Regions from separate parts of the Homo sapiens genome. Here all the other regions are linked to region 1. The links are chromatin contacts, found by Hi-C or POLR2A ChIA-PET in ENCODE. All regions are on one chromosome and are shown on one strand. The core of a region is the stretch at or near the end of the contact, and the rest is flanking DNA. Distances in the headings are between cores, read along the strand shown.

Region 1 (3,064 bases), core at 219-2,718:
ACTTTGGGAGGCCGAGGCGGGCGGATCACGAGGTCAGGAGATTGAGACCATTCTGGCTAACACGGTGAAACCCCGTCTCTACTAAAAATACAAAAAAATTAGCCGGGCGTGATGGTGGGCGCCTGTAGTCCCAGCTACTCGGGAGGCTGAGGCAGGAGAATGGCGTGAACCCGGGAGGCGGAGCTTGCAGTGAGCCGAGATTGCGCCACTGCACTCCCGCCTGGGCCACAAAGCAAGACTCCGTCTCAAAAAAAAAAAAAAAAAAAAAAAAAAAGGCGGTGTGAGACTGTGGAACTACTGTAATTGGATTTGATTTCAGGTCTGTCTCAATTCTAACATAAACTCTCCTGCACTCTGGGCAAGTCCTTCCCTTCCTCTGGATGTTAGTATCCTCTTCTGTAAAAATGGTGTCATACCATTTGCTTCTGAGGAAATCTCTCCTATTTGTTGGAATTCAGCCAAGGCAACATCACCTTCATGATGCCTTCCCTGGCTCTCCAGGCTGTTCCGGGGGCTTCTGCTCTGGTCTTCTCGCCACCTGGGTGTACCTGTCTCAGCACATCTCACGTTGCAAGTTTTCTAAGCAAGAAGTAAACGCATCAAGACTTTTATCCCTGTATCCCCAGTGCATTGTGGTGTCTGGCTCGTGTTTGTTGAACGGATGGATGGATGGATGGCAAGTACAATTGTGGTGCAGGTTGTGCTAATATCATTATGAAACCTGAAGGGACAATTTGCTGGCTGATTGTCTCAGCTGGAGTCATGGGACGTGATGAGCATTATTATATAGGTTTTGAAGCCTGAAGATTTCTAGTTCTGATTATTTGTGATGCTTTCTTGGGCGGATGGGCCTCTTTCCGCTTGTTTGTAGCTGCATGCGTAATTACACTACCTTACAGGGCTGTGGAATTTTGAAAACTGCAAAATGTTATTTACAGTCAACTGAACTCAGCAGGAACCTTATCTCTCGGTGGAGGATGGAGGATAGAAGCAGGGGAAGACAATTCCACGGAAACGGTGGTGGGTTGAGCTGGGCCTTTCCAGGGAGATGCAAAGGTATGGGAGTCAGAAAACATTGGTTAGTAACCAATCCCAGTTTAAGCTCTGAACCTCAGTTCTTCTGTTTCCAAAACGGAAATAATAACTTGAGATTTGCGTAAGAGTATGACGTTCAAATGTGCTAATGGATAGGACGGAAGGATTAGGAGTGGTACCCGGGGGCCACTGCCTCGTGCAACGCCCCAGCCCTAGATCAAATCCGGGGCGTGGTCCCACTGTGCTCCCGACCCCAGCCTCGGCAGGAAGCGCCGGCTACGGGGGAAGCCAACCCGGAGACACAGACGGAAGTGGGTGACCGGAGCTCTAGCAGCAGCCGCGATGGGCGCAGCCGTGAGCCTATGGAGAGCGGAGGTGTTCCCGCTTCCACCAATGGAAAGCCGGTCTAGGCGGGCCTTTGCAAATTGCCCTAGTAACGGCCGCATGGTAACTCAGGCGCCGGGCGCACTGTCCTAGCTGCTGGTTTTCCACGCTGGTTTTAGCTCCCGGCGTCTGCAAAATGAAGATTGAGGAGGTGAAGAGCACTACGAAGACGCAGCGCATCGCCTCCCACAGCCACGTGAAAGGGCTGGGGCTGGACGAGAGCGGCTTGGCCAAGCAGGCGGCCTCAGGGCTTGTGGGCCAGGAGAACGCGCGAGAGGTGTGGCCAGTGGACCAGGGAGTTGGGGGCTGCAAGCAGGGCTGCTGCGGCGAGAGAGCTGCTGAAGTCGGTGGCTCGGGGCGGGATGCGCGCGCCAGGGGTCTCCCGCCATTATTTCCTCAGGGAAGTGAAAATGGGCCAGGGGCTCGGGGAGGGGCGCCGCCCTGGAGCTGGGTGAGGGGCCGCCCCAGGATACCTAGTGACGATCCACTGGGGGCAGTTGACGGTTTGCCAACTCATGGACAAGTGCTGATATAAACCCACACAACCCCGTCCCCTTAATTCGTACCAGGCTCTATTCGCGACACTGGGATACAGCGGGAATTAAGATAGGAGCTTACATTTTAGTGTAGTGAGAGACGATAAACGTGTACACCAATAAATAAAAATAATTATCTTATCTTGGTGGGGTTAGTTACTGCAGGGCTTTGTCGGCCACGGTCAGGAAATTGGATTTTATTGTGAATGCAGTGGCAGGCTATGGGACGGTTTAAAGTAGGGAATTGACTAAACTTTAAAAGCTCATTTTGGTTCCCAGGATCCGGGAACTGAGGGAGAGAAGTGGGAATTATGGAGAAGAGCAATCTGGTTTATCCACCCCTCCAAGCATCCTTTTTGACCATTCCAATTAAATCTCCTTTTTCTAAGTGCTGGTGATGCCAAGTACTTTCACATACATATTATTTTTTGGCAGGTGAAAATATTGAGTTGGGGAGAGGGCACTTCACGTATATGCTTGACACTCGTTTTAGTAACGGTAAACCTGGGGTTTGCACCCACGTGTATTTCTGACTCCCAAATCAGTGCTCTATGATGATACAGCCACCCTCTCTGCCTGCTGTTCTCTAAGGTCACAGCCATGCCCCTTGGCCTTTGGAGAGCCTTAGCTTCTACAAAAATCTTCACTTAATATAAAGTTAAGCTACTGCCTCTTAGCCTGATTTTTCTAAATGGAAAGGCCTCAAAGAAAAGCCTCAGGTTTCCATTTTGAGCATCATCTTTCCAAAAAGGAAGTGTTTGACCCTGGCTTACTAAGCAGCTAGTACTGCAAGTAGCTAACATTGGTTGAGTGCTTTCCATGTGCCAAGCACTGTGCTAAGTAGCTATATGTCCACTGCCTTGTCATATCCAACGTATTAGTTGTCCCTTCCCCGCTTTAGTATGACAGTTTTCAGACACAAAAAAAGTTGAAAGACTTGTAAATACTTGTGTGCCTAAATTCTATAATTAACATTTTACTGTGCTGCTTTATCATATATCTTTTCATCTGTCCCTCTCCCAATCCACTTTTACATTTCAAGGTGAATTGCAGGCATCACTACACTTTACCCCTACACCCTTTAACCTGTGTGCCATTGACTAGTATGA
Region 2 (3,064 bases), core at 181-2,680, 760 kb before region 1:
CAGCCGTCAGCTCCAAGGTCACAAGACTAAGTGTTGAAGCCAGCTCTCTCTTCTGCTGCACAGTACTCTACAGTTTAAGAAGACTCTCCATGCACCGTTTATCTCACTGGGGCTCTACAACACATCTGTGAAGGAGACACAACACTATCTCCATTTTAAGGCTGAAAGAACTGAGTCTTGGCCGGGCGCGGTGGCTCACCCCTGTAATCCCAGCACTGTGGGAGGCCGAGGTGGGCGGATCACCCGAGGTCAGTTCTAGACCAGCTTGGCCAACATGGTGAAACCCCGTCTCTGCTAAAAATACAAAAAAAAAAAAAGCCGGGCAGGCGCCTGTAATCCCAGCTACTCCGGAGGCTGAGGCAGGAGAATCGCTTGAACCCAGGAGGGAGGTTGCAGTGAGCACTCCAGCCTGGGCGACAAGAGCGCGACTCTGTCTCAAAAAAAACAACTGAGTTTCAAAGTCAACGAGCCAAGACCAAACCCAAGTCTTCCAACTCTAAGAAGACAATGAGTGTTTTATAACCAAACTGTTACTATTGGCTGGGTTGTGCCACCCTTGGGAAGCATCTTGGAGCCAGATTTCTGAGGAACCTCAATGGCAGGGAGAGGCGCTGGGCTCACCTGGGGAAGGAAGCCCCAGGGCGCTGGAAGGTGACTGAGGAGGGACATGGTGTAAGCTGTTTAGGAATCAGAGAGGAAGCCCCGCACATTTCCAGACCAGACCAGCTGAGATGAAGGCTGCTTTGTTAATTACCTAGCCTAGAGTTTTCCGAATTCCCCTGACAAAATTTAGCTGGAACACGTCACCACCACATTTCCAAGGGTCCCCCGTCTTGGAAATGTCTCACCCTTTCTCTGGGAAGGTTTTCCTGGAACTCAGGAATCCGGAGTGTTAACACGCCTCGGCCGCAGGGTGTATCTCTCTGGCAGGTTTGGGGAATCTCACAAAGTTCAACACCAGTCTTGCAGCTGAGGGTGAAAAGCGGGAGCCAGACAGCAAGGGTTCGCCCAGGGCTCGCGTTACCTTCTTGATTTTGCCTAGGAAAAGCTCTTTGGCGAAAGCTCGTACAGGCGGGCTGGTGCGCAGTAGCCGCCGGTTCGCGGTAGAGACCACCAGACCCCGGCAGGCACGAGCCGCAGCCGTGGTGCGCAGGAAGAGCCCGCAGCCGCTCATGCTGCCCGATGTTCCCCAGCCTCAGCCTCAGTCTCCCCTTCTTAGCGCCGCAGGGACACACACACGTCTGATGACGTTACTGGCCCGCGACAACGTGCAGTACTCACTGCGCTTGCGCGGTCCCCCGCAGCAGGGGATGGAGAGGCCAGAAGGGCGGGAAGGCTACCACCTGCCGCGCCCAAGGCCTTAGTCACGTGCACCTGGCTGGCCCGCGCCGCCTGATGACGTCACACGCCTACGCTTCCCGCCGGCCCCACTGCGCTTGCGCGGCCAAAGGAGCTGGCCGGAGGAAATTGTAGGCCCTGGGCCGCGGGCATCTCGGCGGGTATAATCTCTGGCCGTCGTGACGGCGGTGACGGACCTGTTTTTCACATACCAGCGGTTGTTTCCATAAATGCCAGCCATGGGAAATCTCCCTGTGTACAGAAACCTAAAGGCCGGCTCAGCTGCCTCCACTTGTCTCTTTTGTCACTTGTGGCCACGAGGCCGTGGTAAAACTTGAGAAAAGCAAAAGAATGAGGGAAATGCGCTGTATTGGGGTCTCTGCAGGGGCACGGTAAGGGTAAGGGTCCATTTTTAACTGGATGGTGGATTCCTGAGATACTGTTTTGTTCCTAGTTGACATGTATGTTACATATATTTTTTGGAAAAGGAAAAGAAAGTGGGTGTTCAGTCACAGAGCGGTCTGGATACAACTGAGTCACCTCTGTCCTGGGAAACACTAACTTAAAAGGCAGGCGGAGGAAGAGAAACTACAGAGAGAGCTGAGAAGAGATGGGAACTATTGGATGGGATGGGACAGGCCAGGCTGTAACCGCCCAAGGTTACAGCCCGCTGACTAGACAGCTGATTTATCAAGACGGAAATTGCAATAGAGAGAGAGTAATTCACGCAGAGCCGGGTGTGTTGGAAAGGGAGTTTTATTAGCCAAATCGGTCTCCCCAAAAACGGATCGGAATTTTTAAGGATAATTTGGCGAGTAGAAGCTCGGGAAGTGGGAGGTGCATGATTGGTCGGGTTGGAGATGGACTGATAGGGGGCCGAAGTGAGTTTTTCTTGCTGTCTTCTGTTCCTGAATGGGATTGCAGAACTAGTTGAGCCAGATTACCAGTCTGGGTGTTGGTAGGTTTTACAACAGTGATGTTATTCCCAGGAACAATTTGGGGGACGTTCAGACTCTTGCAACCAAAGGCTGTATGGCCTCTAAACTGTAATTTCTAATCTTATAGCTAATTTGTTAGTCCTCCAAAGGCCAACTGGTCCCAGGCAAGAAGAGGTTGTTTTTTGTTGTTGTTGTTGTTGTTTTCCCGGGAAAGGGCTATTTTTGTTTTGAAGTTAAACTATAAACTCATTCCTTCCCAAGGTTAGTTCAGCCTACGCTCAGGAATGAACAAGGACAGCTTGGAGGTTAGAAGCAAGATGGAGTTGGTTAGGTCAGATCTCTTTCATTGTCTCGGTTATAATTTTGCAGTGGCGGTTTCAAGGCCAGGCCATAGGGGCCCACGTAGGAGGCAGGGCATGCCTGGCACCTCACAGCCCAACAGTGCTCTGAACGTGGCACATGGGCCCTCTACAGATCTTCAGCCAGCTCCTCCAGGAAGAATGCCACTCTGCTTTTTCACCCAGACCGGTAATCTGGCTCAACAAGTTTTGCAATCCCACCTAGGAACAGAAGACAGCAAGAAAAACTCACTTCAACCCCCTATCATTCCATCTCCAACCCAACCAGTCAGCACTCCCCACTTCCCGAGCTCCTACTCGCCAAATTATCCTTAAAAACTCCGATCCCTGTTTTGGGGGAGACTTGCTTGTTCCCCGACTGTAGCATTGACCACAGTGTTGGGAAATGCCTCCAGCTTCCATTGTGTCAACTCCTTGAGAAGAAAAAGA
Region 3 (3,064 bases), core at 374-2,873, 560 kb before region 1:
AACAAGAGTGAAACTCCGTCTCAGGAAAAAAAAAAAAAAAAAAAAAAAAAGAATACCCTCTTCTCCAGTGCCTGGCACACTAGTAAAGGCTCAGTATGGTTGTTGCTTTAGGATGGAGGACTAACACTTCTTTCAAGTTCAAATAGGCGATTTCCAAACTCAATGCCAATTCTGAAACTGCTACTACTTATTTTTCAGGCAGTGGAAACACCTTTCTGGATGATTCTAAGGCAGAACTTGGCTCAAACTCTCAATGTTGCCACTGTTTTCGATATTAACCCGAAAAGCCTAAGATATACCAAAATCAGAAGAAGCCATTGAGACTATGTATGCTTACAGTAGAAAGGCATTCAGCATCAGCAAATAGGTCGAGTGCCTCCTGCTTCCCAGGCCAAATTTTCTGACCCCCCGCCAACAAAAACTAGCTTTCAAGAGGGCTCAGGCTGTCACAATGATTGGCATTCTTTGCTGTAAGTACTACAGTATTGACCTTGAAATTTTTATCCTTGAAAATTGAGTTTCATGAATGTTTATCAAATGTCTTGGTTCCAGGTTAAAAAAGTCTTTTTTTTTCTATGTGCTAGTCTGCCCTTATACCCTTACAAAAGAACTTGTCTTTAAGCCATAATTTAAATATTTACAAAAAATTTAAAATTAACACCTGTCCATGGTACAAAGCTCAGAAAACCCAACGGTCTTAGATGAAAACTGTCTCCTCCCATCCTTGTTCCGTATCTCTCCATTCCCTTCCTTAGGCTGGGCGATCGCTATTACCATTACCGCTATACTATGCTTACACATTCATATCTTCATTTATGTGGGTCTTCTTGTTTAAAAACACAAAGGCATATCTATACACATTTTCCTGTGCTTTGCTTTCTTTCACTTAATTTATCTCAGAGCTGGTTCCACATTAGTACATAAACTGCAGCTTTGCTCTTTTTAACGGTGGCAGGCCATTCCTCTGAAAGATGGCCTGATTTATTTCACCAGTTCCTGGTTTTGCGGCTCAGGATGGGAAAAAGGAAGTCTGAGTGAATCGCGTTGAGGTTACTAGGAATTGCCATGCTGCCCACCTCCCGAAGTGTTAGGAGGTAACATCTCATCGTCTCATCGCACTCCAGTGGAGTGTCGCGAAGTTGCAACTCGGCCCCAAGGCGGCCCGCACTTCCACCCGCACACAAAGGCAGGTCGCAGCCCCGCACGCGGGGACAGGGCCAGCAAGGGGCGGGGACCCTCGGGGCCGCCGCCTCCGCAGCCCCGCGTGTGGGACCCTGGGGCGGGCCGCCATCTTGTGGTGCGGCCGCCGCCTGCCAGGAGACACCTAGCAACTCCGCAGCGGCCATCTTTTACAAGAAACCTTCGCTGCAACCGCTGCGTCACATCACCGCGTCTCCCAGGGACAGGAAAGCCTCTCCGTGTTTGGTGAAGCTTCAGGGGAAGCAGTCATCCTGTCGTCGCATACGGCAAAATCCTCCATTGCCGTAGCCGTTCGGCTGACGTGACAAGGGAGGTGCAGGCCAACACGGCGACTCCGCGCCCTCTGGCGGCAGTGCCGGAGCAGCGGCGCTGTCTTTGACCTATCCGGCATTCGGCTTCCGGGACCGCTTGGCGGCTGTGAATGCAGAGCTGGGGCGACGTGGGGCTCGCTTCCTGGGACTGGGTGTGAGCTTGCGCAGTGAGCCATATGGGGGTCATGGCCTGGCGTGGGGGCGTGGCCGGGTGGGGCCGCTGGATTTGGTGCTGGAAAGCTAGGGAAGTAGTCGTGCGTTTAAGAACGGCCGGCCGGCGGGGTGGCTCAAGCATGTAATCCCAGCACTTTGGGAGGCCGAGGCGGGCGGACCACGAGGTCAGGGGTTCGAGACCAGCCTGGCCAACATGGCGAAACCCCGTCTCTACTAAAAATACAAAAATTAGCCAGCGTGGTGGCGTCTGTAGTCCCAGCTACTTGGAAGCCTGAGGCAGGAGAATTGCTTGAACCCAGGAGGCAGAGGTTGCAGTGAGCCGAGATCGTGCCACTTCACTCCAGCCTGTGCAACAGAGGGACACTCGTCCCCCCCCAAAAAAAAGCCCGGGCTGGGTGGCTTACACCTGTAATCCCAGTACTTTGGGAGGCCGAGGCAGGCGGATCATCTGAGGTCGGGAGTTCGAGACCAGCTTCATCAACATGGAGAACTCACCCATCTCTACTAAAAATACAAAATTAGCTGGGCATGATGGCGCATGCCTGTAATCCCAGCTACTCAGGAGGCTGAGGCAGGAGAATTGCTTGAACCCAGGAGGTGGAGGTTGCGGTGAGCTGAGATTGCACCATTGCACTCCAGCCTGGGCAGCAAGAGTGAAACTTTGTCTCTCTCTCTCTTTCTGTCTCTGGCACATACACACACACACGCACACACACGGGCCTCCTGTGGTCTCACTTGGTCCTCTTTGTGACAGTGCCATTGTTACCATTTACAGAGGAGGAACTGAAGCTCATGGTTGAGCCTCTCACTTGCCCACTTTGCCAAACCCTGGTAGGGATGGGATTAGAGGCTCCTTTTCTTTCGTGAAATGAGACAACGATCTGGGGGATCGTTGGAAGGATTAAAATGAGTATTCAGATTACAATGCTGGATTCTTAATAGTGTCCTCTGTTAATAATAATAATAATGTAGTAGCAACAGTCACGTAGTCTTTACAGTCACAGGTGCATGTGTGTAGATGGGGTTCTCTCTGTATTAGCCAGGCTGGTCTCCAACTCCTGGCCTCAGGCTATCTTCGCACCTCTGCCTCCCTTAGTGCTGGTATTACAGATGTGAGCCACTACACCAGCCTGCAGTTTTTACTACAACTCTGTGAGGTGATTAGTACTAGCATTCCCATTTGACAAATAAGGACAGTGAAGAAAGCAGAAGTAACTTGGCCAAGGTCACAGAACAGCCATAGCAATTCCTGGGTGGTGTGGAGTGGAAGGCTCTGGCCTTAACTGCTACACATTGTCTCTGGTAACAAGGCCCTGCCTGAAGTATATTCCGGCTTCTAGAGGTTGCAAGGAAATGGACCACTCATCAGTTCTTGCAGC

The links. Hi-C counts contacts between places; a loop is a spot of excess contacts on that map. ChIA-PET counts read pairs that join two places held with the same protein, here RNA polymerase II (POLR2A). Pooled maps may share reads with other maps.
Region 2: a loop to region 1 is called in a pooled map, with 11 times the contacts of the local background. The contact joins the promoter of ACAD9-DT here to the promoter of RUVBL1 in region 1. A Hi-C loop is called at or near these places in 1 of 37 single-sample maps with no recorded cell type and 8 of 50 pooled maps. POLR2A ChIA-PET finds 5 or more read pairs at or near these places in 3 of 52 experiments (Caco-2, activated B cell and activated CD4-positive, alpha-beta T cell).
Region 3: a loop to region 1 is called in a pooled map, with 10 times the contacts of the local background. The contact joins the enhancer-like site here to the promoter of RUVBL1 in region 1. A Hi-C loop is called at or near these places in 8 of 50 pooled maps. POLR2A ChIA-PET finds 5 or more read pairs at or near these places in 3 of 52 experiments (A549, AG04450 and CD4-positive, alpha-beta T cell).

What each region holds. Positions count from the first base shown.
Region 1 is chr3:128,122,216-128,125,279 of GRCh38, reverse strand. It overlaps RUVBL1 (RuvB like AAA ATPase 1), which reads left to right and starts at 1,468. Exons shown (of 11, transcript NM_003707.3): 1 at 1,468-1,696. The coding sequence starts at 1,556. RefSeq lists a silencer at 1,417-1,476 and an enhancer at 1,667-1,716.
Region 2 is chr3:128,877,802-128,880,865 of GRCh38, reverse strand. ACAD9-DT (ACAD9 divergent transcript) reads left to right here and starts at 1,430. Exons shown (of 3, transcript NR_186174.1): 1 at 1,430-1,730. It overlaps ACAD9 (acyl-CoA dehydrogenase family member 9), which reads right to left and starts at 1,246. Exons shown (of 18, transcript NM_014049.5): 1 at 1,025-1,246. The coding sequence starts at 1,174. RefSeq lists enhancers at 1-671, 980-1,059, 672-1,524, 1,120-1,669, 1,525-2,376.
Region 3 is chr3:128,679,355-128,682,418 of GRCh38, reverse strand. No RefSeq gene overlaps it. Among named protein-coding and RNA genes, the nearest start is that of RPN1, 30 kb to the right of the region's middle. RefSeq lists a silencer at 1,043-1,262 and enhancers at 1,323-1,492, 1,603-1,732, 1,207-1,899. Within about 2 kb of position 1,623, at least 40 of the 41 ENCODE cell types and tissues checked have a DNase peak (open chromatin) inside an H3K27ac peak, as active enhancers do; they include CD4-positive, alpha-beta T cell, where a contact is called at or near this core.